Linked DNA regions of Homo sapiens: region 2 is linked to region 1. Evidence: read pairs that join two places in POLR2A ChIA-PET (ENCODE). Cell type or tissue: Panc1. All regions are shown on one strand. Each heading gives the region's core, and the rest is flanking DNA. Links, peaks and the distances in the headings are about the cores only.

What was found. Peaks named below come from ENCODE experiments on the same cell type or tissue, not always from the same donor. Only the 100,000 strongest peaks of a DNase experiment are listed, where the experiment ranks them.
Region 2: POLR2A ChIA-PET joins it to region 1 with 7 read pairs; 3 of 35 experiments call an interaction of 5 or more read pairs at or near these places.

Annotation. Positions count from the first base shown.
Region 1 is chr6:80,155,914-80,172,393 of GRCh38, reverse strand. It overlaps BCKDHB (branched chain keto acid dehydrogenase E1 subunit beta), which reads right to left. Exons shown (of 10, transcript NM_183050.4): 4 at 4,583-4,716; 5 at 3,364-3,519; 6 at 1,004-1,112. Among named protein-coding and RNA genes, the nearest start is that of BCKDHB, 57 kb to the right of the region's middle. In Panc1, for the core only: no CTCF peak of the experiment used is centred there; a DNase peak (open chromatin) is centred at 8,423.
Region 2 is chr6:80,215,862-80,232,341 of GRCh38, reverse strand. The region is part of intron 8 of BCKDHB (branched chain keto acid dehydrogenase E1 subunit beta); the gene reads right to left. Among named protein-coding and RNA genes, the nearest start is that of BCKDHB, 120 kb to the right of the region's middle. In Panc1, for the core only: no CTCF peak of the experiment used is centred there; no DNase peak of the experiment used is centred there.

The DNA.
Region 1 (16,480 bases), core at 5,595-10,594:
AGTAATGTTCTAATATTGTACAGTTGTAAGATATTATTGTAATAGAAATGAACAGTGAATATTCATCCAATATAATGACCATGTTCCTTACTAAGTAGAAATGTTCTAATATTGTACAAAATTGTAATATTATTGTAATAGAAATGAACAACAGATATTCATACAATGGACTACTACTCAGCAAAGAAAAGTGAATAAACTACTGATACAAGCAAAAACATGAATGAATCTCAAAAGCATTAGGTTGAGTAAAAGAAAGCAAACACAAAAGAACATATGCAGTGTGCATGGATTTATATGAAGCCCAAACACATGTACACCTAATCTGATGGCAATCAGAAAGTGGCTGTTTTTGGCATAGGGAGAATGGATCCATTGTGAAGAGTGAGGAAGAAGCTTCCAGGAGTGATTAAAATGCTTTAGACAGAAAAAAATCATTTGCTATTTAAAATTTCCATTACAGTGAAGAAATTAGCAGTCACAGATGTATGTTTATAAAATCAGGATTTTGAGCTAAAAAGAGGATGACCAAACACCTTAGTTTGCTTTACACAGTCATCCCAGCATAGACCTGACAGCACAGCATAATTGTTAACAGCACCTCCTTCACAGTCAAAGGTATCCTGATTTAAATGAAGGAAGACCTTTATGGTCACTTTAGTTAAAAGGAAACATATACTATTTAGTAAAATGAGCTCATTTACTTTTCTGTTCAATCCATATTTACTAAGCACCTACTATGTGGTTAAACATAGTCCCTTTATTGTTGCTACCACTTCAGATTTCCTCTTTGTTTCCACAATCAAAATATAAAATGGCTAGATGAATTTTTCCCAAACATAAAATTTACACCTGAGGACAAACTAAATACCAAAAAAATCAAGATTCTTTCTACAAGGAAAATATAAATCAACCATATAGAAAAAAAAGATATAACTTTTAGAGCTATAAAAAACAAAGTATATAAAGATATTCACAAATATAAAATAAAGAAAATCTTTACCTGCTGCCCTGTAAAGTATTTTAGGTTCAAAAAATATACAAGGATTTTTATCCTCTATGCATGACAAAAGAAGTCCTTTGGCCTGGAAAGGGCTTCTGGGTATAACCACCTGCAAAAACAGATTTTTTTAAGACAATTTTAGTAAAAATATATCCCAGTAAACTCGCTGCTAAGAAGGGCTGATATTTAAATAATCAATTGTTACTAATTAAAAATAGATATTGGCTATTTATTTTAAGCCTAATTATCACTTATTAAGTTTACATATTATATAAAAATAAAAATGCCTCTTATTCAACAGATATTTATCAGATGTCTACCATGTTCTGTTAACTAAGATACTACTCTTAAGAAGCTAAACTTGCCTATATAAAAAAAATAAAAAGAATATGCAAAGATCATTCATCAAAGCAAAAAACTGTAATATTGTTAATATCTACCTGTGTTTATCTATGAAGAAATCTCTTCTACTAATAATCTGTTTCTACTTTCAAAGTACATGCAACTCTCTTCTCCAGTTTTAACATGTCAAAATCTTCTTTTCCCATGAAAAAAAATATGGTCTTCATTTCATAAGTGAAAAATTAGTCCACTGAGTTTTACAGTCCAGGCACCATAGTGTCCAGTTATATAGCAAAGCAAAAACAAAAGTGTGGATAGTCCACACTTCCACTCACAGGAAAGGGCTCCAGGACCTTCTCGAGAATGAGGGTGATGACAAGGAAGATGATAATGACAGTAGGAAGTACACGTGTAAACTTGGCCAAGCACTCTGTGAATTAATTCATCTGTTCATAGCAACCCCACTAGGTAGCTATTATAATGTTCCTCATTTTAGAAATAGACACTGAGGTTTAGAGAGAACAAGTAGCTTGCCTAAGGTCACACGACTTGCTTGATCAAAGAGTCTCACCCAATTCCCACTGATACCAAAGCTCAAGCTCTTAACTTCTATCTAATGTTGACTTAAATCACAAACTTTGTCTAATTTTAAATGATTATAATTGTTTAAAGACAAATATTATATAGGAAGAGTTATTAAAATAAACCTGAACTTACCACAAAGACTTAAGATTCCCTGAGGCAAACTATATTTGGCTTTCAAAGCCATTTTTATGCCATTTTTATTGAAGGGTTTTATTTTAAAAATAAAAGAGCAGCAAAAATGTCACTATTTTCTGTATAAAAAATTTTATTTTCTGTTCTGGACCTCTGAACACATTAATAACCATATCACACAATGTCTTTATCTTATGTTCCTACTTTTTAAGTTCCCTTCATCTGCTTTCTTCATATTAGCCTTTTGTACTTTAAGTATATTTTCATTTCAGCTGAAAAAAAAAGGAAAAAGGAAGAGGAAGAAAGAAAATGAAGGAGGAAAAGAGAAGGCAGGGGACAGACAGAAAAGATCTGTTCTTAAAAACAATATAATGTTATAAATATTAAATGTGAATTAATGTTTAGCTCAAGCACAAAAATAACTTGCCTCGCACATGGCTTCTTTCCCAGTCTACAACTTCTAGCTCACATTCAAAAATCAGGCAACATCTACTCAACTAAGATAAGCTTATAACTTTGATCTGGTAGAAAAAACAAATAAGAAAAAAAGAATAAAACATAGACACATGCTCACAATCAATTCATGTGGTCAAAAAACAAATATACATCTCTGGATTCACACATCTATGGGTTTCTACAATGATCCCCTGAAAAGCTTATTCAGTAAACAGAAACAGAAAAGATAATACAAAAAATTAAGACATAAAAAACTCAAAATATTTTTACCATCAAAAGACCTAAGCTTTTGTGAAAGACAGGTTATAAAAAGGAGATGCTTCAAAATTAATTGGTTGAGCAAGTATTACCTAACTTTAAACAGAAAAAAAAAATCTAGGTAACAGTCTTCTCTTAGTCTTTTTAACAAGTAAGAAATACATTAAAAGCAAAAGTGTTATCCCTGTGACTTTGAGGTAAATACAGACTAAACAAAAGATTTATTAAAATCACCCCATCATCAGTTAAGTGAGAAAGACTTAAGTTAGAAAGAAATATAAAGCTTTGAAAGAGAGGGGAGGTAAACCAACTATGTTCTTGGTCTTATTCTTTGAAGTCTATAAAATTAATCAATGCCAGAGTTTATAAAACCAGTCCTCCTTCAAAAAGAACTTGCTGTAAAACTGGGCATTGGATAGCATACTTAAAAGAACTGCTAACCTCCCCTTCTTAAATACAGTTAAGTTCACATAAATTCCAAGAATCCTGTTTGTTTTCTTTCCTCTAGATAAGCATAGATATTAAATAGAATGAATCAAAATGGAAACATCAAATAGAAATCAAATAAAGTACATAAATGAACATACCTTGATTCCTGGGCAATGGGCAAAAAATGCTTCAGGACTCTGAGAATGATAGAGAGCCCCATGACCAACACAGCCCCAAGGGGACCGGATAGTGAGGCTTCCACAGTTAAAAAGATCCCCAGAGCGATAGCGATACTTGGCAGCTTCATTAACAATCTGAGGGTCAGAAAGAAAGACGGGGCATGGCACAATGAGTCCTTCCCTTCCAATCTCCTTCCGTTCTTCCTCCCTCCCTCCCTTCCTTCCTTCCCTTCCCAAGGCACAATGAGTCTTTCCCTCCCTCCCTGCCTCCCTCCCCCTCTTCCTTCCTTCCTTCCTGCCTGCCTGCCTTTCTTTCCCATAGCACAATAAGTCTTTCCCTCCCTTCCTTTCTTTCTTAAGACAGGGTCTCGTCCCTCCCTCCCTCCCTCCCTCCTTCCTTCCTTTCTTCCTTCCTTTCCCATGGCACAATGAGTCTTTCCCTTCCTTCCTTCCTCCCTCCCTCCCTTCCTTCCTTCCTTTCCCATAGCACAATGAGCTTTTCCCTCCCTCCTTTCCTTTCTTTCTTGAGACAGGATCCCATCACTCCCTCCCTCCCTCCCTCCCTCCCTCTCTTCCTTTTCTTCCTTCCCTCCCTCCCTCCCTTCCCTTCTTTCTTTTTGAGACAGGGTCTTGTCTTTCCCTTCCTCTCTCCTCTCCTCTCTCCCCTCTCCCTTCTTCCCTCTCCCCTCTCTCTCGCTCTTTCTTTCTTTCTCTCTTCTTTTCTTTTTGAGAAAGGGTCTCATTCTGTCACCCAGGGAGTGCAGTGCTGCGATCACAGTTCATTGTAGCCTTGGACTCCTGGTTTAAGTTATCCTCCTGCCTCAGCCACCAGAGTAACTGGGATGACAGGTATGTGCCACCACACTGGGCTAATTTTTGTAGTTTTTGTAGATATGGGTTCTCATTATCATTATGTTGCCCAGGATGGTGTTGAACTCTTGGCCTCAAGTGATCCTCCCACCCTGGCCTCCCAAAGTGCTGGGATTGCAGATGTGAGCCACTTCACCCAATCCCAATCTATCTGCTTAAACTATTCTATTAGATCTTTAAATATATGCTCATAACAAAATTATAATTGTAATACATTAGTAAAAGGATAATAAAATGTTTAGAATGCAGGTAAGGGTGGGTGGAAGGGTAGCGGCAATACTTGAATATTTCAATGAATGAACAACCTTAGAAATGTTCATTCACTTACCTGATCAAATGCAGGGAAAATATAATCTGCAAACTGAATTTCCGCAATGGCAGTAGCTCCAGTGACCGCAATTCCGATTCCAAATCCAACAATTCCTTGTTCACACAATGGGGTATTAAAAACTCTATCTTTTCCTTAAAATAGAAAAGAAAAAAAGGTTAATGTGGCAAATGAGAGTAATGTCATGCATAATACATTTAAAAATTCAGTAAACTAATAATGGGATGGAGAAGTATAGAACAGGTAGAGGAAACAGAAAATAAAGAGTATGGCTAGCCACGGTGGCTCACACCTGTAATCCTAGCAGTTTGGGAGGCCAAGGCAAGAGGATTACTTGAGACCAGGAGTTCAACACCAACCTGGCCAACATAGTGAAAACCTGTCTCTATTAAAAAAAAATAGTAAGGTGAATTATTTAAATCCAATTAATAATTGTATTAATTGTAAGTAATCTAATGTTTCAATGAAAATAAAAACTGTCACACTAATTTAAAAGAAAGGAAAACCCAACTATTTGAAAGGAAACACAAACTCTAAAGACAGAGAAAGGTTGTTAAAAAAAAGAAAAAAGAAGGAAAAAATAGACAATAAAAAACCTAACCAAAAGAAAGTTGATGTCACTATATTAATAGCAGGCAAAGTAGACTTTCAGGAAAAAAACATACCAGAGATAAAGAGGGAAAACGCATACTGTTAAAGGGTTCAATTCACAAGAAATAAATAATTCTAAATCTATACTTATCTAACAATGGGCTCCAAATAAATGGAAAAAAGCAACACAACTAAAAGGACAAATGGACAAAATCACCACATAGTGGGAGATGATTTTTTAATGTACTAGTCTTAATAACTGACAAAAAAGGCATACCAAAAAAAAGGAGGGAGTGTGAAAAATAGAGATGATTTAAACATGTTCAACAAACATGGCCTAACTGACATACAAAGGACACTGCACCCAGAAGCAAAGAATACAAATCCTTTTCAATTAAACAGAAAACACTGACATCAATTGACCATATACTGGACTACAAATCCAATCTCAACAAATTTTAAAAGATGAAAATTACATATATTCTCTGACCATAGTGTAATTAAGTTAGAAATCAATAAAAAGATCATTCAAAAAATTCTTATGTTAGAATTTTTTTTTTTTTTGAGATGGAGTTTTGCTCTTGTCACCCAGGCTAGAGTGCAATGGCGCAATCTCAGCTCACTGCAACCTCTGACTCCTGAGTTCAAGCCATTCTCCTGCCTCAGCCACCCGAGTAGCTGGGATTATAGGCGCCCACCACTACACCCAGCTAATTTTTGTATTTTTAGGAAAGACGGGGTTTCACCATGTTGGCCAGGCTGGTCTCGAACTCCTGACCTCAGGTGATCCACCCGCCTCGACCTCCCACGGTGCTGGGATTACAGGCATGAGCTACCGGGCCTGGCTAGAAATTTTTTTTAATAAATAGCTAAGTAACTCACAGCTCAAAGAAGAAACTATAATGAAAATTAGAAAGTGGTATTTTAAATTGAATAATAATGAAAAAACTATACAAAATATCTTATTGAGGTTCTGAACGTAATGTCAGAGTTGCGTTTTTCAGACTATCCTTTCCACATTTAATGATTATAAACTCTGGGCAAAATAAAACAAACAACTATTTAAAGGCATTGAAGGGCCAAAAGTAGGCATAAACTGGAGTCTTGACTCTTGAAAGAAATTAAGCCCAGTGGATGACCATGACGTTCATAAGCCTTGTCCTGCAAAAGGACTCCCCAGTCTATGAGTCAGGACAGCTAAAATTCAAACAAATAGACTCAGTCTGGTTGATCTGAGGTGTCAGAAAATAGTCTGTGGCTACCAGTGGTTGAAAATTGAGAGACTAAATCCCTAAAAGAAGGGCACAGCATGGAGGAGCCCCAAAATCTGTGCAAAAACTGATCAAATCCTTGCCAACACTTGTGCCCACAGGACACTCCAAAAGCCCAGCAGCAAATAATCTCTCCCAGTTAAAAGAGCTGTGCCCACCAACAAGGAGGCAGATTTTGGAGTTTGAGACCCTTCAAATTAGAGAAGTTTGATAAACCCTTTAGACGATCCATTCGAACCACTAGGTACAATTTTATTAGCGTATAATTCAATTCTCACTTGACGTTTCACCACCTCTCAGCTCATGCCAGAATTTCATTAGAAATTATAATTTCAGGATTCTGGGTGGACAAAGACAATAGCCACAGTCTGGCCATGTAACCAAATGTTTTGGGAGAAACCTGGTATTCATATTTCACTTCCATAATCCAAGGATACCAGTTCTTTTTCATATATAGAATTCACTTTTAGCTTAATCATTTCCTTTGAATATGAACGAAACATGGGGCAGGTGTTGGGAAATGCCGACCAGACACATCCTGTAGTTTGCCAGGCTATAAGCAGCTGCAAAAACTGAAAGCATGATTCATACTCATCATGATCTGTGACTATCTTCTGAAATTGTGACCTCTATTCCTCATCAATTCCCTATTTGACTGTGAGTAGCTTGATAATCTTTGAAAATCTATGATTCCAGTGAACCAAAAACTCAGTGGTAGAAAATGAACGTAAATTCCAGCTGTCTCCCATGGAATTCACAGCCCTGGAATACCTGAACCACCTTAACCAAACTAGCAGCATTCTTATTGATTCCTTGCTAGTTCATGGGATTTAGATATTTTTCATCTCGGTAAGAAATATAGCCTTGTTGCCAATAGAAAGCAGAAAAAAGTGAGTTTCTCAGAACTCTCTTACCCCAAAACATGTTTGATTTGAGGAAATAGTTTAACAAGTCTCTCTGACAAGTTTCTATGATGTAGCAAAAAGTGCTTCAACATGAACTGTTAAAAATCGGTTTCTATTTTCTCCCAGATACTGATTGAGGAGAAGAGCACAAATAAGACACACAATATTGATGACTTCCTCTATCTTATAATGCAATTCATCCAATGTAAAGTTCCTGTAGTACCCTGTAAGTGTCCTGATAGATGAAAAAATACATGAGTGACTGCACTATGAGCCAAGAAAGACCTGGGTTTAAGTGTTACCTCCACGGATTACTAAACACTCTAAGGCTCCATTTCTTATGTGTAATAGAAAAATTATAACACTGAAAAGACTATAATAATTCATACATTTATTCAACAAATGTTTTTAAACTACTTAATATTATACAGACACTTTCCTAACAGCAGCAAACAAAACGAAAACATTCCTCATGAATGTTTACATTCTAGTCACAAGAAATGCAATAAAAACAAAATAAATGAAGGAAATATTTAGTTTGTTAGATGATGAACCAGGGGAGTAGGTGATGGAGGGAGGGAAACTACTATGATTTTTAAGGACATTGGGAAGACCCCACTGAGAGGTGACAGTTAAGCAAAGGGTTTAAATAAATGAGGATGTGTACCATGCATATATCTGAGAGAATAAATATTCTGGGCAGAGCGACCATCAAGTACAAAAACCATGGGGTAAGAAAATGTTTAATATATCAGAGGAAGGGCAAGGAGTCCAGATTGCCTGGTCTAGAGTAAAAGAAAGAGTAGTAGGAGATAAAGTCAAGGAGTTACAGGATGGAATGGGTAGATGATCAAGCAGGGCCCTGGAGGACATTGTAAACCCTCTTTTACTGTGAGAGCGAGTCAGAGAGCAGGTGAGTGAGAAAAACAGGAAGTTCTTGAGTACGGTCATGCCATTCTCTGAGCTGCATTTCAACAGGATCCTTCTGACTCGTATTTGGTGAATAGCCTGTCAATAGCAAGGGTGGACACAGCAAGATTGATTATCTGCTACTGCAATAATCCCAGTAAGAGATAACAATGCATAATAGCAGAGAAGGTGGAGAAATGGTGTGAGACTCTGGATATACTCTAAAGATAGAGCTAAAAGGATTTGCTGATGAAATGGATGTGCAGTATGAGTCACAGCAATACTAAGGATGATTCAAAGTCTTTTGGCCTGGGTAACCTGAAGGACAGAGTTCCCAGTAACTGAGAAAGGGAAAACTGTGAAGAAGCATGTTGGGTGAGAGATCAGCAGCTCAGGTTTGGAGATGTTTACTTTGAGATGCCCTCAGATATTCAGGTAGAGCTATCAATTAGACTGTTGGATATAAGTTGGAAGTCTTCAGCATAAAGACAGCATTTAATAACAAGGGATGGGATAAGATTACCTAGTAAATTTAAATAGAGAGAAAAGAAGAGATCTAAGATTGTAGCCTGGATACTCCAATGTTAACAAGACAAGCAGGTGAGACATAAATCAGCCAAGTTGAGAAGGAAAACAAGCCAGAGTTTGGAGGAAAACCAGGAGGAGAATGTGTTGTCCCAAAAGGAAGTGTTTCCAAGAAAAGAGTGATTAACTTGTGTCTATACTGCTATTAAAAAGTGAGATGAGGACTGAGGATTTTATCATTGGTGACCTTAACATGACCGTTTCTGCAAAGTAGGAGAGAAGAGAAAAAAAAAAAAAAAGCTTAATTGCAGTGACTTCAAGTGAGAATAGAGAATAGAAGCAGAGAAATTGAAGACAATGAGTAGTGACAATTATATGGAGAAACGGTGCTATAAAAGAGAGAAGAAGCCAGGCGCTATGGCTCACACCTGTAATCCCACCACTTTCGGAGAATCACTTGAGCCCAGGAGTTCAAGACCCTACAGCAAAACCCCATCTCTACAAAAAATACAATAAAAACATTAGCCGGGTGTGGTGGCACGTGCCTGTAGTCCCAGCTACTCAGGAGGCTAAGGTGGGAGGATCATTTGAACCCAGGAGGTCAAGGCTGCAGTGAGCTGAGATGGCACCACTGCACTCCACCCTGGGCAACAGAGTGAAATTCTGTCTTAAAAAAAAAAGAGAGAGAGAGAAGAGAAGAGAAAGGGAGCAGTCACTAGAGGGGAATATGGGGTCAAGAGAGTTTTGGGTTTTTTTGTTTTGAGATGTAGTCTCGCTCTGTCACCCGGCTGGAATGCAGTGGCACAATCTCCACTCACTGCAACCTCTACCTCCTGGGTTCAAGTGATTCTCCTTCCTCAGCCTCCCGAGTAGCTGGGATTACAGGCGCCCACGACCACGCCCAGCTAATTTTTGTATTTTTCGTAGAGATGGGGTTTCACCATGTTGGCCAGGCTTGTCTCAAACTCCTGACCTCAGGTGATCCACCCGCCCCAGCCTCCCAAAGTGCTGGGATTACAGGCGTGAGCCACTGCACCCAGCAAGACAGGTTTTTAAGATGGAAAAAATAACAGCATATTTGCAGGCTGATGGGAATGATCAGTAGAGAAGAGAACACTGATTATTTTGAGAAAATTAATAAAATGGAGAGAAGGAATAATAACTGGAACCGTGTCTTTGAAAAGGTGACAAGAGAAGAAGGGATCTACTGTGGAGGGGTTGATAGGAACCCTTACATTCTTTCAGAGTGCAGGAGGAAAGAAGGCATATGGGCATTGATGGTGGTACATGGATATATGCAGTGATAAGAGCTTATCCAAGTTCTTATTAGTGGCATCTATCCTTTCAGTAAAATGCAAAACTAAATTATTACCTAACAATAAGGATGGGAGAAGCTGTTTTGAGGAGGGGGAAAAAAGTATGAAATAGTCATCTGGGAGAATGGAAGACCGAATGGACCCGGAACATGCAGCATGATGGCAGGCAACATGAGTGCCCCGGAACTTCCCAGCCTTGAACTTAAAGACCAGTTGCATCATGGCATGTTTTGCTCCAGTGACATTCAGCTCAGGATTTACACAGAGAGATGGATTTAACTAGAATTAGATTTTGCCAAGCAAATATTGACATGAAATTTAAACTGGATGTAAAAGAAAGAAAGGTAATCAGGGAAATGAAAGACAGCAACAAGGTGGTAAAATCCGTGGCTTTTAAGAATCAATAAGGTCAAAAGATTGTTGGAATGGAGGTACTAGAAGCAGTGAGCTACAGTGAGATTCAAAATGCTAATCAGAGTTGAGGATGCTTCAAACTGAGATTATGCAGAGACCACTGTTATTGCTAATGACAAGAGTATGGCTGTAAGAATGAAAAGCTGATGTAGGATGGAGGATAAGATCACCAGAGAAGAAAAGGATAAGAAGCTGAGAAGCCAGAATATTGAAAAGACCATCCATGTGGACACTGACAGGAATGCTGGAGAGAGTGACAGTGAGCCAGGCTGGGAACAAAGAGGATCAGCCTGAGGTCCATAAGGACAAGGAGGGGGAGTGTCAGTGCTTAGCACTTACTTACCCGGCACACTGACAGCATTTAACATATTTTTAGTTTGAAAGGATAAATTAGATAAGGGGAGCTAGTTTCTTTGGATTTAGAAATCACATTTTTTTTTTCTGCCCCATTCTCAGCAACTGGATTGTCTTTTTCTACTTTCTACTCAGCTATTTGATATTTGGAACCAACTTTCTGAAATTCAATATATTAAATAGTGTGTATGTCATAAGATAATAATTTCACACAGCTTAGCTCAGGTAGTATAAAAAATTAATATTCCTAAAATATATAATAATTTAAGTCATTCATCCAAATGATGACTAAATTGTAGGATGTTGAAATTCCTATCTTTTAAAGGCAGTTGGGGTCTATAATGACACAGTAAGTTTCGGAGGCTCAAAGAAGTTGCAAGAAGGAATCTATATCAATCAAAGTGCTGCAAACCAAGCTCAGCAAATGTTTAATTCAGTGGTTAGTGGCTTTGACCTCATGTGAAGGAAAAAACTATGCCCACTCTGAAACAGTTCCTCAATGCCTAGCAGCTTTGATTGGGCAAAAAAAAGTAAATACCATCTGAATTACTTCTTTCTAAACTCAGATAGCTGAATAAAATGAAAATTTCTGATAAACTTGTTGCTGATCAATAGTATAGATAACTAAAATAAAAGAAATAAATATTTCTATAACATGCCATTTTCTTATATTGTGCTACTCCTGCTTTGTATAACTCCATGATCTCCCAAGTCAATGAAAACATGTGTGGAATGCCAGATGGCTGACTGTATATTTGACTTATCAATTTCTCACTTGTTGAAGATCAAGTATAAAATCATACCATCGCTTTCTAATAGTGTTCTTCTTTTGTAAAGGGAGCATGATTAAGAAGTTCTACATCACTGGCAGTACACCATCTGTTAAAGATATTGTCCATTACACAATACTAAACTTCATATTAAAATCAGCAGGTGACTCCTCTTGCTAAGCAATTAGAAATGGGTAAAATTGAGTCCACCAGTGAACCCTATTCCCTATCTAACATTCAGCCACAACTATAGACCAGAAAAATAGGGAAAAGAGGGCAGAGAAACAATTAAGAAAAAGAAGCCGGTGTGATGGTTCAGGCCTGTAATCCCAGCACTTCGAGAGGCTGAGGTGGGCGGATCACTTGAGGCCAGGAGTTCGAAACCAGCCTGGCCAACATGGCAAAACCCCATCTCTACTAAAAATACAAAAAATCTGCCAGGTGTGGTGGTGCATGCCTGTAAACCCAGCTACTTGGGAGGCTGAGGCAGGAGAATCGCTTGAACCCAGGAGGCAGAGGCTGCAGTGAGCCAAGATCACACCACTGCATTGCAGCCTGGGAGACAGAATGAGAAAAAAAAAAGAAAACGAAAAAGCATGACTTAAGGTGACAGCCTATTACCTCCTGATAGGTTAAAGGAATCACTAAGAATCTGTTTCTTCTGTCCCTAGACATTTTTCAGAAGCTTTAATTAGTTTTAGAGTTTATCTATGAACAAAGTAGATCTGCAAGTTATTAAATCTATCTGGGATAAAATTAAATTTCTTCTTTCCATTATGGATTTCTGTAAAAGATTTCTGTAAAAGCAGATTTAAAACTGTCTATTTCTAAGCAAGTTGTGTTTCCTCAGGACCTAGATTTGAATAGGTCGGAATATCCTTCTGGAAAATGATTGACTCCATCAGGGAAACAGCTCAGGTCCCAGTCTCTGAGCAGAAAGATAAATAAGAACATAAATATTTGTGACTAAGCTACAAAATAAACCAGGGAAATAAAAGTCATTATAGACACAATTGTAACAGTGGGAGACAGAAATAAATAATACATCCAGTAATTTCAGTCATAGTATACTTGATAGAATATGTTGTGATTTCACAATATATTAAAGCTTGATGATGAAAAATTTGATAAAGATAAAACGCATTTGTTTTAGGGTCAACTAAAGCAAAAATACAAAGCTAATCCAGAAGACCATTTCTGCCTCTTAAAAAATGGAAAACAGAACATTCTATTCATTAGACAGGCCAGAAAAATGCTTAAATAATGAATATGCACGCAAATTTAAAAAATTACTAAGTAGAATGACAATACAGTTTATCTTGTATTGGGATACAAACTGGGATACTTCTGAGACTGTGAGGAGTTACTAAAAATAATTAACAGATGTTAGATGCTAACTGATTTTTTTTTAATCTAGTCTCTGTACTAGTTGAGAAGATAGTTTTTTTGTTGTTTTTTTGGGTTTTTTTATACTTTAAGTTCTAGGGTACATGTGCACAATGTGCAGGTTTGTTACATATGTATACATGTGCCATGCTGGTGTGCTGCACCCATTAACTCATCATTTACATTAGGTATTTCTCCTAAGCTAACTGATTTTCAACAGGCTTAAACTGGGTATTTCTAGGCAAACAGGACTAACCTGGGTAAACCAAGGGTTATAGTCACCTTATTATTAGAGTTACCAAATATTAACACCTAAGTTGAAAGTAGTAAAGGGAAAATGGTGTTCCCCTTACTCACACCTAATCCACCACATATTAGCATCGTAAATTAGGCTACTCATGATCCAGAGGTAGAAAATGAAAAAGAACACTGAATAAGCAATCCTGTCATCAAGGTAATCGTCACAGTTTACTGCCTAGGGTGAACACTATGATGCATGAAGCCCAGATCACCCATTTGTGAAGATCACCCACCATGTTGCCTTGGTTACTAAGAAATCTGTTGGCTGACAGATATCAGCACTTCAGCTATCACACCCTTTAGGGTCTGTTTTATCTGCAGTGAACTTCCTAGACTGAGGTCATGCTTGGCATCTCCCATCCACTGATTGATCAGTGTGAGAGTACAAAGGCCTGGTCATTTCAGCCCAACTAGGGACAACTAGTTGGCAAAAGAGTCATTCTGATTGCACAGATCCCACAGGGTTGGCCAAGGCTGTCATTGGTCTTGCATCTCTTCTGGACATCTCCCTCTATCTAATTCTGCTTTTGCTTTAAAGCAGCACTATTTTTATGGTTCTAGAATATGACAGGTTCCAAGGTTTCCAGATTTAGGAAGTTTACCTATAATTATAATTATCCTACAACAATATTCTTCAAATTGTTACCTCCAAGAAGCATTGTTTAGAAATAGCTGTTTGTGAACCTTGTCCTACAGATTCTACCCTATTATTCTGAACACTCCAAGGCAAGATATCTGGGTCATCGTAATGGCTAAGAGACAAATTAAAGAAGATAAAAATCAACCAGAAACAAATGTATGTGCTTAGTAAATGCTTACTGAATGAATGTTTATTAAATGCAAAAGCCCCTCTGTAATCAATGAGTCTGCAATTCTGGGTATAGATACAACAATGTCAACACACAGCAAAGCCCAAATTAGTTTCAAGGGTTCAGTGACTGGATTAAAATTTCTAAGCTCCTCTGCTAAGAACACAGACTGTCTCATTCATTTCATCAGTAGTCCAATAGTGCCTACTACAACCTCTTGAATTTACCAGTCTTTCAGTAATATCGTTTGAATGAACAAGCTTAAAAGACCCATCATTTTGGACTAAAGAGACATTTATGTCTATGGCAATCATGACGTGGTAACACCAAGTACTAAGATATCTAGATATGTCAGCAAGACAGATTTAGTTTAGTTGAAATAGATATGTACTATGTAATATAAACATGAAATTTTTCATTTAAACAATTAGAAAATCTGACAGTGAAGAGAGACTATAGGCCCACCCAAATATAAAGATTCTTGGCCGGGCGCAGTGGCTCACACCTGTAATCCCAGCACTTTGGGAGGCCGAGGTGGGCGGATCACCTGAGGTCAGGAGTTCAAGACCAGCCTGACCAACATGGAGAAACCCTGTCTCTATTTAAAAAAAAAAAAATACAAAAAAAAATTAGCCAGGTGTGGTGGCACATGCCTGTAATCCCAGCTACTTCGGAGGCTGAGGCAGGAGAACTGCTTGAACCTGGGAGGCGGAGGTTGCGGTGAGCCAAGATCGTGCCATTGCATTCCAGCCTTGGCAACAAGAGCAAAACTCCATCTCAAAAAAAAAAAAAAAAAAAAAAATTCTCACCCAATAATCTCCAGTGCCTAGAACAATCCCTTGTACATAGTGGAATTTTAAAAACATTTGTTCAATGTATGAATGAATGAAAAATGAACCCAAAATAGTAATATTAAAATAGAAATGACAGTCAAAAATCACAGAAACTAAAAATCAGGCCAGATAACAATATTTTGAATATGCAACTACCCACACACAGATCAGTGGATTATGTCATGATTTTAGGTAGCCATGTATTAGAGAAATTAATTTTTTTAATGACAGAAAAGGAGAAAAGTCACAATTTTAAGCAACCCATAGAAAATGAAATAGAAAACATCTAGTTGAAGGTTAGCTATCATGATTATGATACAATAATGTTCAGTATCATAGACTGAGGTTTCTCAAACCAAGTACTAGATATACAACTTTTAAGGGAAAAATGTGTTCTTACACTCCTAATGCCAACTTAAACCACTTTTAATATGTTATTTTAATACATACAAAACAAAACTTAGCATTTATTACCCTGATAAAAAGACAAAGCCAAAACAAATTTATAAATTAAATACAAAAGTAACTACCTAACCAATTAAATTCAAATTAACAGTAAAAAATATGGCATAATGAACAACGGTTTTCTGCTGAAATGTCAACACCAACAAAGCTTTGAGTTTGATAATATATTTAATCTCTTTCTGTTTTTGTTTTTACTTTAATCATTCTAATGAAAAGAATACCTATTCACCTAAATGCACTGTACACAACAGTACTGATAACCTCATGGCTTCCTTAACCAGTTAAGGATAATCAGACCTCGTTCCAAACAAAACCACTAACAAGCAGTCCTTGAACACTAATTTAAGGAAGTCACTTAAAGATATGGTTGGTATCACAGCCATATTGAATTCTGCATTATATGTGTGCCTTATTCAATTATCACTAGAAGCAAGTATAGAAAATTCTTTTTGTACTTACTGATACACTTACTTCTAATGATTGTTACAAGTTGCTCTATTAAAAAATGTAATCTTTCTTCTGCCTACAACTTGAATGTTATCTCTATAATGCAGGTTCTTTTGGGTGTGGCAAGCAGGGATGCTCCTAGCACTGTTTGTTATTTGAATCTCAGTGAAAGCCTCATACACTTCAGATAATATGAAGTAGTTGGCCTTCACATTACCATGAACACAATAATAAACACCAACACTAATTTTACCATGTGGTAGTATCTAGTTGCATGGCAAATGATTCAGATGACCCAGAAAAAGCTTATATTACCTTCTCAAGATTATCGTTGACAGTAAAACCCCAAATTTTAAATCTCATAGAAAATGTGAGAACTCTCAGAATACATTCATGGACACAGAGGGTTGGTTAACACCAGTTAAAGAAACAGTACCCCAGGCAGGGAGAAGGTGGACAAATAAAATAATTGACTCCACTGTTCAATTTTAGAAGAAAAATTCTACTTAAGACTAAGTTGGGGGGGAAAGTATTTTTTAAAACAAACTATCCATGGAGCTGTGGCAAATGTTTAAAAGCACTATTTTAGAAATCTCTCACGCA
Region 2 (16,480 bases), core at 4,454-9,453, 61 kb before region 1:
TTGATCTTGATCGATTTTAGCTCTCTGGTTTCCCAATCAGAAGTAGAGATTAAAAAAAAAAAGGGTTAAAGAAAGTGCTATAGTGCATTAGACTAAACAGCCAGCACAGGGAAGTGACAGGTGACAGTCTACCAGTAAAGGAGAAAAGAGCCACTATAATAAGCAGGTAGGATATATCCAAAATCCAGGGATGCTGTAGGAAATATCCCTATACTTTAATTCTCTGAAAGCATTTTGGTATTATAACCTACACCAAAAGATTATGCTGTAATGACGCTAAGTTGAAAAAACAGAATAAATTTTAAAAGGTTTATTGGAAAAGGCAGTGAACTACATGTACTCTGTTTTTAGAAAGTTTGCAGCAGTACAGTGATTTCCAGACAGACTCTCGCCCTGTGACCCTGGCTGGAGTGCAGTGGCGCAATCTCGGCTCATTGCAACCTCTGCCCGCTGGGTTCAAGCAATTCTCCTGCCTCAGCCTCCCAAGTAGCTGGGACTACAGGTGCGTGCCACCAGGCCCGGCTAATTTTTGTATCTTTAGTAGAGACGGGGTTTCACCATGTTGGTCAGGCTGGTCTCAAACTCCTGACCTCATAATCCGCCTGCTTCGGCCTCCCAAAGTGTTGGGATTACAGGCATAAGCCACTGCGCCTGGCCCCAACCACTTTCTTATACTTTATTTGTATGATTTGATTTAATCCTTCCAACAGCACTAAGAGGTGGGTACTATTACTATCCCATTTTACAAAAGGTTACAGCTTCTATGATACTGAGCATCTTTTCCTACAGTCATTGCCCACTTGGCTTTTCTTTTCAGAAACTGTTCTTTGCCCTGTTTTTACTAGGTCATTTCTAGAGGCACACTGGATGTAAAGAAAATAGCCCTTTTTCTGTTATATGTGTTGCAAATATTTTTCACAGAATACCATTTTTATTTTTGTTTATTTTTGTTTATAAATGTTTATAATACATAATAACATTCCTTTTTTATGTAGCCAAATATCTATACTTTCTTTATAGCTTCTATATTTTCTGCCTTGTTTAAAAACTTTGCTTCAACACTAGGTTATAACAATATTCTCTTAAATTTTTTTCTATTGTTTTACTATTTGGTTTTTATATTTAAAGCATCATACATTAAGTATGTATAATTAAGTAGAATTTACATAAACTGTCAGCACCATTTATTCAGTAAACTATCCTTCCCAAGTGACTTGAAATAGCACTCTTGCCATATATTATCTATTTCTGAGCACTATTTTGTTTTAAGATCTACATCATGAATTGGCCAACCACTGGCAATGAAGAGATCCAGTCACATCCACTGATTTATTTATTACTTACAACTGCTTCTGCGCTTGCATTGGTTTGAATGTGTCCTCTGGAGTTCATGTGTTGGAAACTTAATTCTCAGTGCAATAGTGTTTGGTGGGACTGTTAAGAGGTTATTAGACAAAGCCCTCATGAATGAAGCTCTCATGACAGAGCCCTCATGTCACTACAGAATGACTTTATCACGAGTGGGTTCTTGAAAAAGGAGGAATTTGGCCCCCTTCCTTCTCTCTCTTGCACGTGCTCTCTTTTCCTTCATCATGGCACAGCAAGAAGGTCCTTGCCAGATGCAGGCACCTCAACCTTAGACATCCTAGCCTCCAGAACCGTAAGAAATAAATCTCATGCTTTGTAAACTACCCAGTCAGTGGCATTCTGCTACAGCAACACAAAATGGACTAAAACACTGCTTTAAGGGCAGAGTTGAATAATTAAGACAGACCATATAGCCCACAAAGTTGAAAATATTTACTATCTGGCTCTTTATAGAAAAAAAATTGCTAACCCCCTGTTCCATATGTCAAATCCCAGCCATAGCTTGTTTACATGGCACTGCAGTAAATTTTAATTTCAGGCAATAGAAAATCTTCTTCACTGTTTTTTTCTTGGCTATTTGGGGCATGTATTTTTTATATATAGTTTTAAATATTTTTAGGTAGTTTAAAAAAACCTGGCCAGGCGCGGTGGCTCACGCCTGTAATCCCAGCACTTTGGGAGGCCGAGGCGGGCGGATCACGAGGTCAGGAGATCGAGACCATCCTGGCTAACACGGTGAAACCCCGTCTCTACTAAAAATACAAAAAATTAGCCGGGCGTGGTGGTGGGCGCCTGTAATCCCAGCTACTCGGGAGGCTGAGGCAGGAGAATGGCATGAACCCAAGAGGCGGAGCTTGCAGTGAGCCGGGATAGCGCCACTGCAGTCCAGCTTGGGCGAAAGAGTGAGACTCCGTCTCAAAAAAAAAAAAAAAAAAAAAAAAAAAAAACAACCTAAAAACCCCTTTGGAATTCAAATTGGGGTTGTATTAAATGGTGTTATGTGCTACTGTTTAAGAATACCTAAGAACACAGTATATTTTAGTCTGATTTTAACAGCCTTCCTAAGATTTTATTCTTTTCTTTATGTATCCACTGTCTTTCTTTCTTGTAAAATTTATTCTAAAGTATTTTATAGTTTCAATTATAAATAGGATATCTTTGTCATTTTCCATTTCTGGCTATTTCTTACTAATAATATGAGGAAAACCTATAGATTTTATAAACAGTCATTGTATTTCAAGCTTCTTCTCTCAATTATTTCATTGATTCTAAATTATTTAGTGAAAGTCTTCTAGATTTCAAAAGCATAAACTCATGTTCACTAAAATACAAATAATTTTACTTTTTCTTTTTTTTTAATAACAACTCTTCAATTTTCTAGTCTAATTATTTAGACTCTCCAGCATAATGTTGATTACTAATGATAAGAATGGACATCCCTATTTTGTTCCACTGGTTACTTCCATGACTTCATCTCTTACAATCTTTGCTTACCCGACTACAACCACACCAAGCTTATTGCTGTTCCTCCAATAGGACAAACATATTCCTGCCTCAGGCCTTTTGCACATGCTATCATGCTGCCAACTCTTCTTCTCAGATACCAAGTGTCTGCTCAAAAGGCACCACCTGAGAGCAGTGGTCAGTGACAACTATCATCTAACCATCTATCATAGCCCTTCCCTTCACTCTGCTATTTCTGTAAGCTGCTTCATTTTTCTTCATAAAATTTATTGGGATCTGACTTAAATATGTATTAGTATATCTGTTTACTGATTGCCTCCTGCAATAGTGTCTAAGCTCCAAGAGGGCAAAATATTTTCTACTCTGTTTACTTTGTTCTCCATTTCTAGAACACATGGTCCCAGAAGGTGCTCACTGAGTATCTGTTAAATGAAAAAAACAATGGAAGGAATACACAGTTTTAACGAGAATGCCTTCAGGAGATGCTAGTTTGGCAGGATGTCTTCTGTTGTGTTTCAGTGGCCAGTCCTTGCTATAGACTACTGGGCATGTTCAGGCATACCTGAGGAGTTCTTAGTCTCCCAAGCCCAGCTCTCCCTGGAAGGTTGGAAGTCCAGGCCCTCACACTGGATCTCTCCACTGCTATACTTTTTAACTCCCATCGAGCAGAGAGAAGAACAAACTTCTGAAACCTTCTGAGAGCCCAGGCTGGTGACAAGTTGGGTCAGTACACCTCAAGTCTCTACACACATGCCTGCACATGTGGCTCGGGTATGGTTTGAGAGTAGTACAAGCACCAAAGGCTGGCTATCACAAAACCCCCCACCCCAAGCCCACCTAAATAAACATAAAACCCATCTCAAAGCACTGTCTGTGAAAAACAAAATGCCATTTCAAGACAAGTTCTCTAGCTATCTCCCACTTCAACACCCATATTCATCCTCACAGAAATTCTGAAGCTGCTGTTTTAGGCACCTGAGAGGAAGCTCAGAAAATAAAGGTGATTTAGATTGCCACCTTTCAAGAATCCCCAGGAACTGGTGCTGTCTCTATTAGATGTAAAGTACAATTCAATTTACAAAAATTAGATCTGTTACTACACACTCAGGGAGATGTCCCCACACTTATCTGAGTACCATCTGCTTAAATGTTTTTGAATATTGGAAGCAAAAATGCAAAGCAAGGTTCAAACAGTTCAAATAGACTTTTAGTTCACTGGAGTTTTTTGGTTTTATCCATGCATTTTCTAAGAAATCCCAGAAATCACAAAAACAAAATTTAAATGAACCATCATATATTCTCACCTGAAAGGAGGAAAGGAGTTTGCTTATTTCTAACAGCATGACTGCCTTCTTGGTCCATCCAGGCATTTCCCAAATTTTCCTGTGGGAAGTCACTTTAAATTTATTCCTCTACTATTGAAGATTACATCTGGCTGGGGGAAACGTCTTACATACTTTATTTATTATAAGTTATTTGGAAGACTGTTGCTGTATGCTCAGTGTGTACCCCAATGTCATTCTGAAAAGCCTAATCACCACATATGGTGGTTGGAAAAAGCAACCACTCTTTCATCCCACAATCATAAGAAAAAATATTTCTAACCCCCTACAGTGGGTTCTTTCTATGGCTCACAGGAATAAAAAGCAAGGGAACTAAAATGAGTCACAGAATTACTCTTATTAGAAAACATCTCTACCATTAGTAGATTATTATAATTTTTAAACCCTCACATAAGATGTTAGCCCCACTGTTACCTCAAGCTCAACACTTTCAGATTCATAAACACAGGACTCCCTTTAAGGAATTTTACGGTCACATACCTAAGAACAGATTGTATTATTAACTTCAGATTGCAGCTCAGGTTACTCAAGTATACAGATTTATAGGGCACTCAAATATGAGAACTGGAGTGTTAATGAGCTAACTGAATTTTAAAGACATAGCATACTTCTGGGACACAAAACTGGAATTAAATTTATGTAAACTGGAACCCAAATACTTTTCAGAGTGAGCATAATTCATCCACTAGTTTTTTTAAAACATAGCAAAATTAAATTGAAAAGTAAAAAAGCCCTAAAGAGATGAAATAATCCCAATGCAATTTTAAAATTTGGGAAACGAGATAATTTGGAGGGTCCACATGAATCAACTGGACTCCCTAAAGGGAGTTTAAGGGTTTAAGTGACTAAACAATTCTTCAGTGTCCCCAGAAGTTCTCTAATGCTGTAATACAACTTACAGGGACAACATAAATAACTACATTGCTTTCCTCCAAAAGAAACTGAAATAACTTCTACAAATTAGACACGACTTACATCTTTTATTTAATATAGACAATCTGTAATACATGTTAAATGCATGTAGAGTATTTTGTTTAATTTACTGTAGTAATCCAAGAAGTAATCCTATCTATATTAACTAAAGTATCCAGAGAGGTGTTAACTTACTCAAGAAACTCTTGTTTACCCTTTATATTTAATGGTTGCAAACTTTTTTTTAAGACTAGAGAAAAAAAGAAAGTCTCAGTTTTACAAAGTGGAAAGAAGATAAAGAAGAGGTTGACTCACTTGCCCAAGGTCATCCAGCAACCAGTAGAAAAGCCAGGGCCAGAGATCCCTCTCCATGCCTCAGAGCTCATAACCAGACTACGGAGTCCGACTTATAGCCTGGTGGCCTGCCTACAAAAGGCAGCATAATATGCTTAATGGTAGCAAAAGAAGAAAGAGTGTATCGTGTTATCCTCAAAAACGCTGAAGGCAGGCGCCTGCTGCAGAAAAAAACCTGACAGCTACAGCTGGAAACCTTTCTCACCCATTCACTAAAACAAGTTAAGTAATCCAAGAAAATTCAGCTTCTTATTGTATATTTCTGGTGAGTGAATTTAGAGACACAATTGGTAAAATCAAGAAATGGGAAATATTCATGACTGTCACTCAACACTTACTTGTCAAAGAACCTAATCTATTGTCCATCCACTCCTACCATTTTCATTTTCACCAGTGGGCCAAAAAGGGATGCAAAGTTATCCTACTTTTGTAGCTCTGGCTTGATAAGATGGCTAGAGGCTTCAGTCCAACAAGACAATGCATGCTCTCTCTCAAGATTAATAGTCATGGAAGTTTCAATGCGCCGCCCTTCCCCAGGGATGGAATTGTTACAGACCACAATTTACTGAGAGATTCTGGTTTTTTAACATCCTTTCCTTGTAACACAAGAATCTTCTCGTTGAATGCCCCTATATGGAATGTATTACTGGACTAAATATCTCTCAATAGCCCTGTAGTTTTAAAAATTACCTCATGGAAAAACAAAATAAGACTCTACACAATGCAGTGAAATGTTAACATAGTCACTGAAGAATTACTTGACATAAAATAGATACCATCAAAACTCTCACTGCCATAATTTGCTGAAATCTATCAGTTATACAGCCTTAAATTTACAGTAAGGTCAACAGACATTCCAAAGGATTAAGGATTAAGAGTAAACTTTAGGATTAAGAGTAAACAATATTCCATTTACAAAAATGTCATTGGTAAATATCTGAGAGCATCTAATAAAGCACAGTTAACATTATCCTAGGAAAGGAAACAGGTGAATGGTTGGTAATGGACAAAACAATGCTAATAACAATACTGAGTAGGGTTTTTAAAAGTTTCTAACAATCTAGTTGTATTGCACCAAATGTTAACTCTATAAAGAACAAGTAAACACTGCCTCAAAGGAAGGAGCAGAATGAAGAAAAGTGGGGAAAAAAATAAGTTAACAATGTGGCCAAACATTGAGAAAATTAAAGCACTATCATGTTGCTGTGAAGGGAAAATGTTGATGGAATTTTTGTGAAATTGAAAGTTTTTGACAAGGGATGCAATCTTTCACAGATACAAAGTACTCTAACAAGTTTATTCAGGAATTGTTCAAAAAACAAAAGCACCTAAGTGACCTTCTAAGAAAAGAATATTCACTCAGACATTATTACCAACATTATATACTGTAATATGCCCTATATTTTATAGTTGATATTTCATAATAGTGCTGTTAAAAATTAACAGCCATTTAAATTTATTCTTGTAAGGACACCACCCTCCCAACATACTTTTTATTCACTTTTTGTCTACAACATCCCTAACATATGTGCATCTGCTTAACATATCCAATGCCAAGAAACTATCTTTTCAGGTATTCCAAAACAGAAGTATAGAAAGTATATATCTCCTTCTAGGAAAACAGCTCTACTAGGCATTCAGCTACTCAAGCCATATCTAAAGGACCATTTTAATGCCATTTTAAGTTAAAGGCCATCAGAGATAAAGACTATGTCCAAAAAATGGTAGTCAGAATAGTGGTGCATCTGCAAACCAGGAGATTTAAATAACACCTGAAAGGAACGGATGGAATGCTTAACCTAGATATAAGAGGACTATGAGGAGGCTGTCTTCGAATATTCAAAGGCAAGTTACATACAAGAGGGAAGAATAAGAATCAATAGGTGGAAGTTAGAGAAAGGCAAATTTCAGTTCAACAATGGAAAACTGTAACAACTAGAACCGCACAACAAAAGAACTGGTTGCCTCACTTTATGGGAAAAATCCAGTGGGTGCTCAGCAACCATCTGTCAGGGTGTCACCTTGAAGTGCACAGGGAGATGAACTGCGTGGCTTCCAAAGTCTGTGCACTTTTGGCTACTTCAAAACTTTGGCTAGATCAAAGGATCTTGGGCAAAACTGACTCAGTTGTAAAACTGTGGCAATACAGTAGCATTATAATTTTATGGTAGTATAAAAGAGGAAGAAAATATCTTTTTGGGGGTCTGGCACAGTGGCTCACTCCTGTAATCCCAGCACTTAACTTGGGAGGCTGAGGTGGGCAGATTGCTTGAGCTCAGGAGTTCAAGACCAGCCTAGGCAACATGGCGAAAGCCCGTCTCTACAAAAGAAAAATACAAAATTAGCTGGGTGTGGTGGTGTGCACCTATAGTACCAGCTACTCAGAAGGCTGAAGTCGGGGGATCACTTGAGCCTGGGAGGCAGAGGTTGCAGTGAGCTGAGATTGTGCCATTGTACTGCGGCCTGTGCAACACAGTGAGACCTTGTTTTAAAAAAAAAAGGAAAGAAAAAAATCTCTCTTTTATAGATAATGAAATGCTTGTAGACATATGTCTGTGGTAAACATCAACCAACCTGATTAAAATGCATAAATATGAGATGAAATATGGTTATTTCATCAGTTTATTATACATGATAGAAGAATAAACCTCATGGGAGCCTTCTGGGCCATTGGGAAGGAAGGAGCATTAGAGTCCCATGAACAGCACCCTAAACGGAGCCACTGAGACCTGAAAGTGGAAATATGAGTTACCCTGTATCTAACTCCCAAAGAACAGCTTAGCCAGTGGAAAATCTGGCTCTAACTCATAATTGTGAAACATTTTTCAGCTGCCAAACATTTTCAATCACATGGAAACTGAGGTTGTCAGGCTTCCTTAAAATTCCATTCTTCCAAATAAGCCTCTCATCCCTAGAGGGACTAATTAAAAACAAAAGTCCACATTTCCAACCATCTATTCTTCTGGTCAGAAATACTAATGAGAAACTAGACTCACAGATAAAAGGCTATTTAACAGATTAGTCAATCCCCCTCCACCCTTTGGCACCACCAGCCCAAGCTCCCCTGGAAGAGTTTAACCACACGGAGAGACATACGAAACATGTCTCATATGATTCACAACAAGATTAATAGTTTCAAGCCCCAGCACAGGGATTTGCAGTACTGTTACTACATATCGTATCTGTCACACCTCAAAATCTCAATCTACAGAAATGGAGGATTAATCGCCTCCTTTTTTCCTGCCCACCAATCCAGCTAAAGCAATGTCTAGAAAATATCACAAAGAGTTAATGCAAAATAGTATCAGAATTAATGGTATACTAAGGCTTCTACCAGAAAAATTCATAAGTAGTTCCATGATTAAAATAATTAAAGAAAAAATAGTAAGAGCCAAGAGAAAGGGGTCATTTTATTATTTTCCAAAACTGACATAAGAAATTAGAAATTTATAGAAAAATGCCCTAACAGAAGATGACTTAATGACATTATTATTAATGTGAATGTAACCAAAGGAAAATTAATGATTAGAAGCAAAGCACCAGTACCCTGCAGCTTTTAGAAAGAAACCAACAAGAACTCATTTATCTAGCACTGTAGGGGGCTGAGTTATTCAACACATTTGAGAGTTCACCCCACTCATACCTTAAGCAATAATATTGTATTTCAAACACAGCATATAGAACAGAAATTAATCTCTTCACAATGATAGATATAATTTGGAACATCAATTATAATACTATGCTATCAAGGTAGATGTTTACCTTGTTTCTATATTAAATGAATATGAATGGCTGTGATTTTTAAAACTATATTCTTTTGTACTTTTAACAGATTTTTCTTTTCCCATCAGTTATCTTATTTTCAGGCTATCAATATATCATCTTTAGATCTTGCCAACATCCCTACCTTCATCAACATAACTTTTCCCCATCTTCTAATGTGTTGCTTCCAATCTAATGTGGGCTAAGAAACTAAGTAAAAAGTTTGTTAGAATTCTATGTAAAGTAACAGTTGATGGGATATGATTAAGGGCCTAGTAGCCACTCTTATAGACTAAATGTATGTGCTTTTATACATGGGTTTATGGTAGCACCTCAAGCTGCTTAGAAGTCTTCTACCTACTTCACGATTCTTAGCCACATCCTAAAAAACTGAGATTCCAAGAAACCCAATCTCTTAGAGAGAAATAGATAAGGATATTAAAAATTACAACACTAAGGGATATCTACTCTGAAACAGATGGATGGAAAATGCCACGGGAACACTAAGAAGACAACTCCAAGGCAGACTTAAAAGACAATGGGAAAAAAAGATCAGGAACAGCTCCATGAAGAAAAAAACCTGTAAACTCAGTGTTGAAAGACTTATCAGATCTTAGATCCATCCAGGGAAAGAAGGGACAGAGGAAAAAGCAATGAGTCTGTTTTTGCAATGAGTCTTTCTTTAGCTGTCAATCAGGAGGGGCATATTTTTCAAATGCAGGTATCTTTCTAGTAATCGTTGTTTCACTGGATCTTTATTGGCTTTAGAGTTGAAGATTCATAGCTGCCAATTAAATGACTTGTTTTTAACTGACTTATTGCAATAACATTAATCATGTTGCCCAACAGTGATTTGCCAGCTTTGTCATATAAAATTAGGTAAACTTTTAAGTGAACTAACTCAGTAACAGAAAATCAAATACTGGATGTTCTGACTTATAAGTAGGAGCTAAACAATAGGTACACACAGACACAAAGATGGAAATAATAGACACTGGGGACTCCGAAAGGAGGGAGCCTGAGAGTGGGGAAAGGGTTGAAAAATTACCCACTGGGTACAATGTTCAGTATTTGGGTAATGGGTACATACACTAGAAGCCCAATCCCTAACAGTACACAATGTACCCAGGTAACAAACACGCATGTGTACCCCCTGAATCTAAAATAAAATAAAACGTTTTAAAAAATAATAATAAAATTAGGAAACGCCATTGGAAGGATACACTGTTTTAGGAAGCCCAATTCTGAATTGTGGCTATTGGAAAAAGAAACATATAAGATACTCGGTATTTGGCTGTAAGTGCCAAATTCTTTTACTCAAAAACACTAATTATGCAGAAAATTGCTGATACATTTCTCAGTAAGCCAGAAATCTATACAATGAAGTTGATACTTTCAATTTTCTACTTAATAATTCAATAAGTTCAAATTGGGCCTTATAAATATCACATTTAATGTCTGCTATCATTTTTTTCATTCATCATCATTCAGTCGTTCTAGACAAATGAGAAAAAATAAGAATATAGATTAGAAAAGAAGAGATGAAAATAGGTTTTACTTACAGAATATGATTACCCACCTAGAAAATCTCAGAAAACCAATAAAGAAACTATTAGAATAAATAAGATTTTGGTGAAATGACAGTACACAGACTAAGATACACAAATTATGCTGCCTATTAAAAAATAAGAAAATGCAATAGAGAAAACTTTCCAGTTCAAGATGACAGACTGAGTATACGCTTTCATGTCCCTTTTCTCTCAAGACAGGACATGAATACAAAAGGAAAAACCTGTAACAGCAAAAACAACAAAGTCGGGAAGGGGTAGTGATTATTAGACAAGAGAGACTGAACAAGTCTTTTGTGGGTGTGTGATGAAAATATAAACAAAGAGTAGAGGAAGCCAATGCGGAGATAAATGGAGGTACAGTGGAAGAAACAGCTAATCTCCCAGAGAGAAGATGAGCTCATGAGCAGGTAGAGAGGTGAGTATAAGAATTGAGAATAAAAACAACAGAATTAAATAACACAGTTGTATCAATTGCTCCACTTCCCCCAAATAAAACCCAAATAAAAAGCATGATGCCAGAGATAATCAGGCAAATAGCCAGGTGCGGTGGCTCACACCTGTAATCCCAGCACTTTGGGAGGCCAAGGCAGGTAGATCACAAGGTGAGGAGTTAGAGACCATCCTGACCAACATGGTGAAACCCTGTCTCTACTAAAAATACAAAAAGTAGCCAGGCATGGTCGTGGGCACCTGTAATCCCAGCTACTTGGGAGGCTGAGGCAGGAGAATTGCTTGAACCCAAGAGGTGGAGATTGCAGTGAGTAGAGATTTTGCCACTGCACTCCAGCCTGAGTGACAAGAGCAAAACTCCATCTCAAAAAAAAAAAAAAAAAGAAAAAGAAAAGAAAAAGAGCTAGTCTCTGATAAAAAGCATTCAAATTGCCTACAAAGACAGGCTTATCCTATGAGCACTGATGTCCAAGAATCAAGAGTATCCCATTTGCTAACCTAGTGGCAACCCCTTCTGCCTAAGGATGAACTTCTCATTCATTTACCCTAAAGCAATGTCTCATCCATGTGCACAGATCTATGCAACTTTTTCCATAGTGGAAAAGCCTAGAGAAGAAAGAGACATAAAGGAAAGCTGCACCAGTCAGGTATCCAGAATAATCAACAATCACAAATGAAGAAAAGAACTATGACCAAAAAAAAAAAAAAAAAACACTACTAAAGAAACAGAGATAATCTATAGAACATAACTTGAAAAAAATGTATATACCCGTAACAACTGAAGGAAAATACATGACAAAAAAAAAAAAAAAACAAATAGCATGATACAAAAATAACTGAGTACAAGGGGGAAATTTTGATTGATGAGATTGAAATATTCAAAAAAAATTAAATGATACAATAAAGGAAATATGCAAAACACTGTAAAAACACAACAGGACAAAAACTAGGAGAGAAGAAATGAGAAACAGAATCAACCTAGCAGGTCTATCATACAACTGCTAAGAGTTTTTTGAAAAGAAAATATACAAAAAAAAGAAAGAATATAATTATCCTTAAATATGTAGGCCATTCCCAGAGGAAAGTCATGAGAGGCAAAACAAGATGAGTCAAACAGACTCATATTTAGATTCACACCTGTAATATTTCAGTATAAAATGTATCAAAAAATCACAAAAGCTTCCAGAAAAACAAACACACAGAGAGATCATGTATAAAAGAATAAGAATCAGGGTGGCATCAAAATTTTCTACCCCAATGTGACACTAGTATATAATGAAGCATTATCTTCAAAGTCCTAAGTAAAAGTTACTGTGAACCTAGAATACTATACGCAGCCAAATATCAAGCAAATGTTGAGTCCAAATAAAAACATTTTACCTAACACAAGTGTCAGAAAACCTCCTGCACCCAATATGCCCTTTGCTTTAAAAAGTTAATTATGAATGTACTCCAACAAAATGAGAAAGATAACCATGGAAGAGCAAATCGCAGGACCCAGGAAATGGTGCCTTTAAGAGTGAAGTGGAGAAACATCCCTGGTGATTGTTGTGCAGCAGGTATAGAGAAGGGTAGTCAAGACTGGAAAAGGAAATTAGAGAACTAAGAGTACCCTGGGTGCGGTGGCTTATGCCTGTAATTCCAGCACTTTGGGAGGCCGAGGTGTGTGGATCACCCGAAGTCAGGAGTTTGAGACCAGACTGACCAACATGGTGAAATCCCGTCTCTACTAAAAAATACAAAATTAGTGGTGCATCGTGGTGCATGCCTGCAATCCCAGCTACTTGGGAGTCTGAGGCAGGAGAATAGCTTGAACCCAGGAGGCAGAGGTTGCAGTGAGCTGAGATCACACCATGCACTCCAGCCTGCGTGACAAGAGCAAGACCCTGTCTCCAAAAAAAGAAAAAAAAAAAAAGAGTAAATTCCAAAAAAGAATATGAGTGATCTTCAAGATATTTTAAAGGCTTGTCTTGATTTTTCAAAGAGAAAATGAAAGGTAATTAAAACTAAAAAATCCAAAAGGATCTAAAAGAATGCCACAGCCCAAATATGAAACATTCAGAATGTGGCAAGACATTGAACAGTTAATGCACTAATTTAAAAGGCAAACCATTTGATCTAGATGCCAAGAGAATCTCCTTTTAGGGTCCCAAAGACCAAGCACTGGACCTCAAGTGAAAAATAAAATCTTACCCCCAACAGTGGTGAAAAATATTTGTTATCATAATAATATTAACAGTGTGTACTGCTTTTCAACTTTTAAAATCAAGGGTTTAATTATTTCATTTCGGTTATAAAACAATGTAATGTTCTCAGTCTTGGCAATGTAAAAATAATCAGCTGACAGAAAATGGGAATTGGAAGGGAGGAAAGAACAGTGGATATAGGAGTAGAGGGCATTAACATCATCTTCTTACATAGTGAGAGGTCAAAAGATTCTAAGCAAAGTTAATGGAGTAAGATATAGAAATTAAAATAAATTACAATAAAGAGGTAATCAGTAGAAAAAATAAAATACAGGTAATATCATAACTCAAAACTGAGGAAATATGAGATGAAGACAGCAGGGAATGCAAGCCCACTAAACTGTTATGTGTCATAGTGGTGAATAAATTATGTTAAAATTTATAAATCAAAAGTTACAGACATTGAAACACACACATACGTGTGCGTGTATACACCTATATGCATGTGTGTGCATGAGTGCATGTGCGTGTGGTAGGCTTCTGATTCCTGAAAAATCTAAAACTTTTTAACATATTCTCCACATTTTGATAGTTCTCCTAATTATGAATTCCACTTTCCCAAGGTAGAATATAAAAAAACTATGTTTTCCAGCCTCCATTATAGCCAAGATAAAGATGTGACCCAGGCTCCACCGACAAAACCTAACTCAGCAGTGAAACACATGAGGGAATGGACTGAGCAAGGAAAAGTCCATTTTCCTGGCACAAGTATGAAATGTGTTTCCAGTGAGAAGTGGCGGCAACCAACCTAGTCGTGTTGGCATATGTACAATCTGCCCCAGCACATTGTTTTATGCCACTTAGGAACAAAGCAAAACGCAAAGCAGAGCCACAGCGCTGACTCAAGCCTCAGAGAAATATAGTACCATGCACTATGTCTCTTGGCTCAGGCTGGCCCATCTGCTCTGATTTAGAAGTGTTTATTACATCTTTCTCCCCAACTTTGATGCATTTGCCCTGAACTCCATAAATCAACAGGCTCAATCCTTCCTGACTCTGGTTAAAAACCCTTCTTCGCTCTAGTTACCAAGCTGTTTTAAGTGGTTTGCTACACGCACTTTTTCTTTCCATAAACCCTGTTATTTTTAGTGAGCATGCATGGAGAATCCAATTTACTCTGCAGAAATGTATATACTCCATTATAGCAGAAATATCTGTGCAATGTATTGCTAGAGATATGGAAGTGGCCTTCAGAAGAATAAAATACAGAAATGGTTAAAAGTGGCTGTGTTTAGGGAGTAGGGGCAGGGAAGGAAGATGATACTTTGCATTATAAGCTCCATTGTACTGTGTGTTTTAGTGCTATGTTAATGGATTGCTTGAATTTTTAAATCTCTTCTGCCACATTCAAAAAAGAAAAAGGAAAGGGAAATACAGAAAAAACTGTAATGATATGATCACAATGCCAAATATAGAATATTAAAAGATAAACTTGAGATGTGAAATAGTTATGTAAGAAACTATATAACTTAATTAAACACATAAAAGAAAATATAAACACGTAAAGAAACAAACCAAGTTCCTAGAAGAAAAAAATGAAAGCACAGAAAGTACGTGTTTGGAAAGATTGACTATTCATGGCTGGTAAGAGTAGCCCCAGTTTTGTTTTGTTTTTTTCTTTTTTCTTTTTGAGATGGAATTTCACTCTTGCTGCCCAGGCTGGAGTACAATGGCACAGTCTCGGCTCACTGCAACCTCTGCCTCCCGGGTTCAAGAGTTTCTCTGCCCCAGCCTCCCGAGTAGCTGGGATTATAGGTGCCAGCCACCATGCCCAGCAATTTTTGTATTTTTAGTAGAGGTGGGGTTTCACCATGTTGGTCAGGCTGGTCTCAAACTCCTGACCTCAAGTGATCCACCCGCCTCAGGCTCAGTGCTAGGATTACAGGAGTGAGCCACCATAGCTGGCCCCAGTTTTGGAATAAACTAGAAAAGTAATATCCTTTTGTTAAACCTTTGTACATCACAGTTTCAATAAATTTTTAAGTTAAATTATCACTGCTCAGCACTGCAAAGCCAGGGTGTTATAATAGAAAAGATAAGAAATTCTTAACGATTACAGAATAAATACAATTTCGTAAAAAAAGCACCAGTTTAATGGGAGAGAGTTAAACGCCATCAAAGAAAGAACAGAAAGTCAACACATTTAGATTTCTTGTATTACACCTAAAATGTTAAACTAAGAACATAATGTACCTATAATCTTTTTTCATTATGAAATGAGGTAACGGATTTCTTTCTTTTCACTGCTATTCGTAACAGTGAAAGCAAACAGTTTAAACAAAATGAAAACTTGAGTCAAACTCAAATAATTTAAGTGTATAAGAGGACACCAAAAACACATCAGGTGGGATGTGAAATGGAACAATATAATTATATAATTTAATCTTGCTTTCTCCAGTTCCATGTGGAAGGAAAAAAAATGCTAAATGAAAGAAAATATGGTAGTGTGATTTACAAGGTGTATACAGGTCACATTTGCCCACCTGTAAAACACATATCTTTATATTATAAAGGTGGGCAAATGTGAAAGAAAATTCCTGACATATGATAAAATATGTTCTAAGCTGACATTTAGAAGCATTTGATCAGCAAAACTCTCAAGTGACAATTTTTATTATCCAGCAACCTGGGTTGAAGCCAGTGCTGTCCCCCACTGGCTGTAAGCTGCTCCACCTTCCCCAAACCTCAGTTTTCTTCCCTATAAAATAATGACACTGATGTCTAATTAGAAGAACTGTTTGAATACAAAAGGAAACATGCATAACATATGTAGTTTTAACTTTTTTAATTTACCATTTACCAGGAACTAAGTCCTATTATGTAAGATACATTGGCCGGGCACGGTGGCTCACGTCTGTAATCCCAGCACTTTGGGAGGCCGAGGTAGGCGGATCACGAGGTCAGGAGATCAAGACCATCCTGGCCAACATGGTGAAACCCTGTCTGTACTAAAATACAAAAAATTAGACGGGCATGGTGGTGCACGCCTGTAGTTCCAGCTACTCAGGAG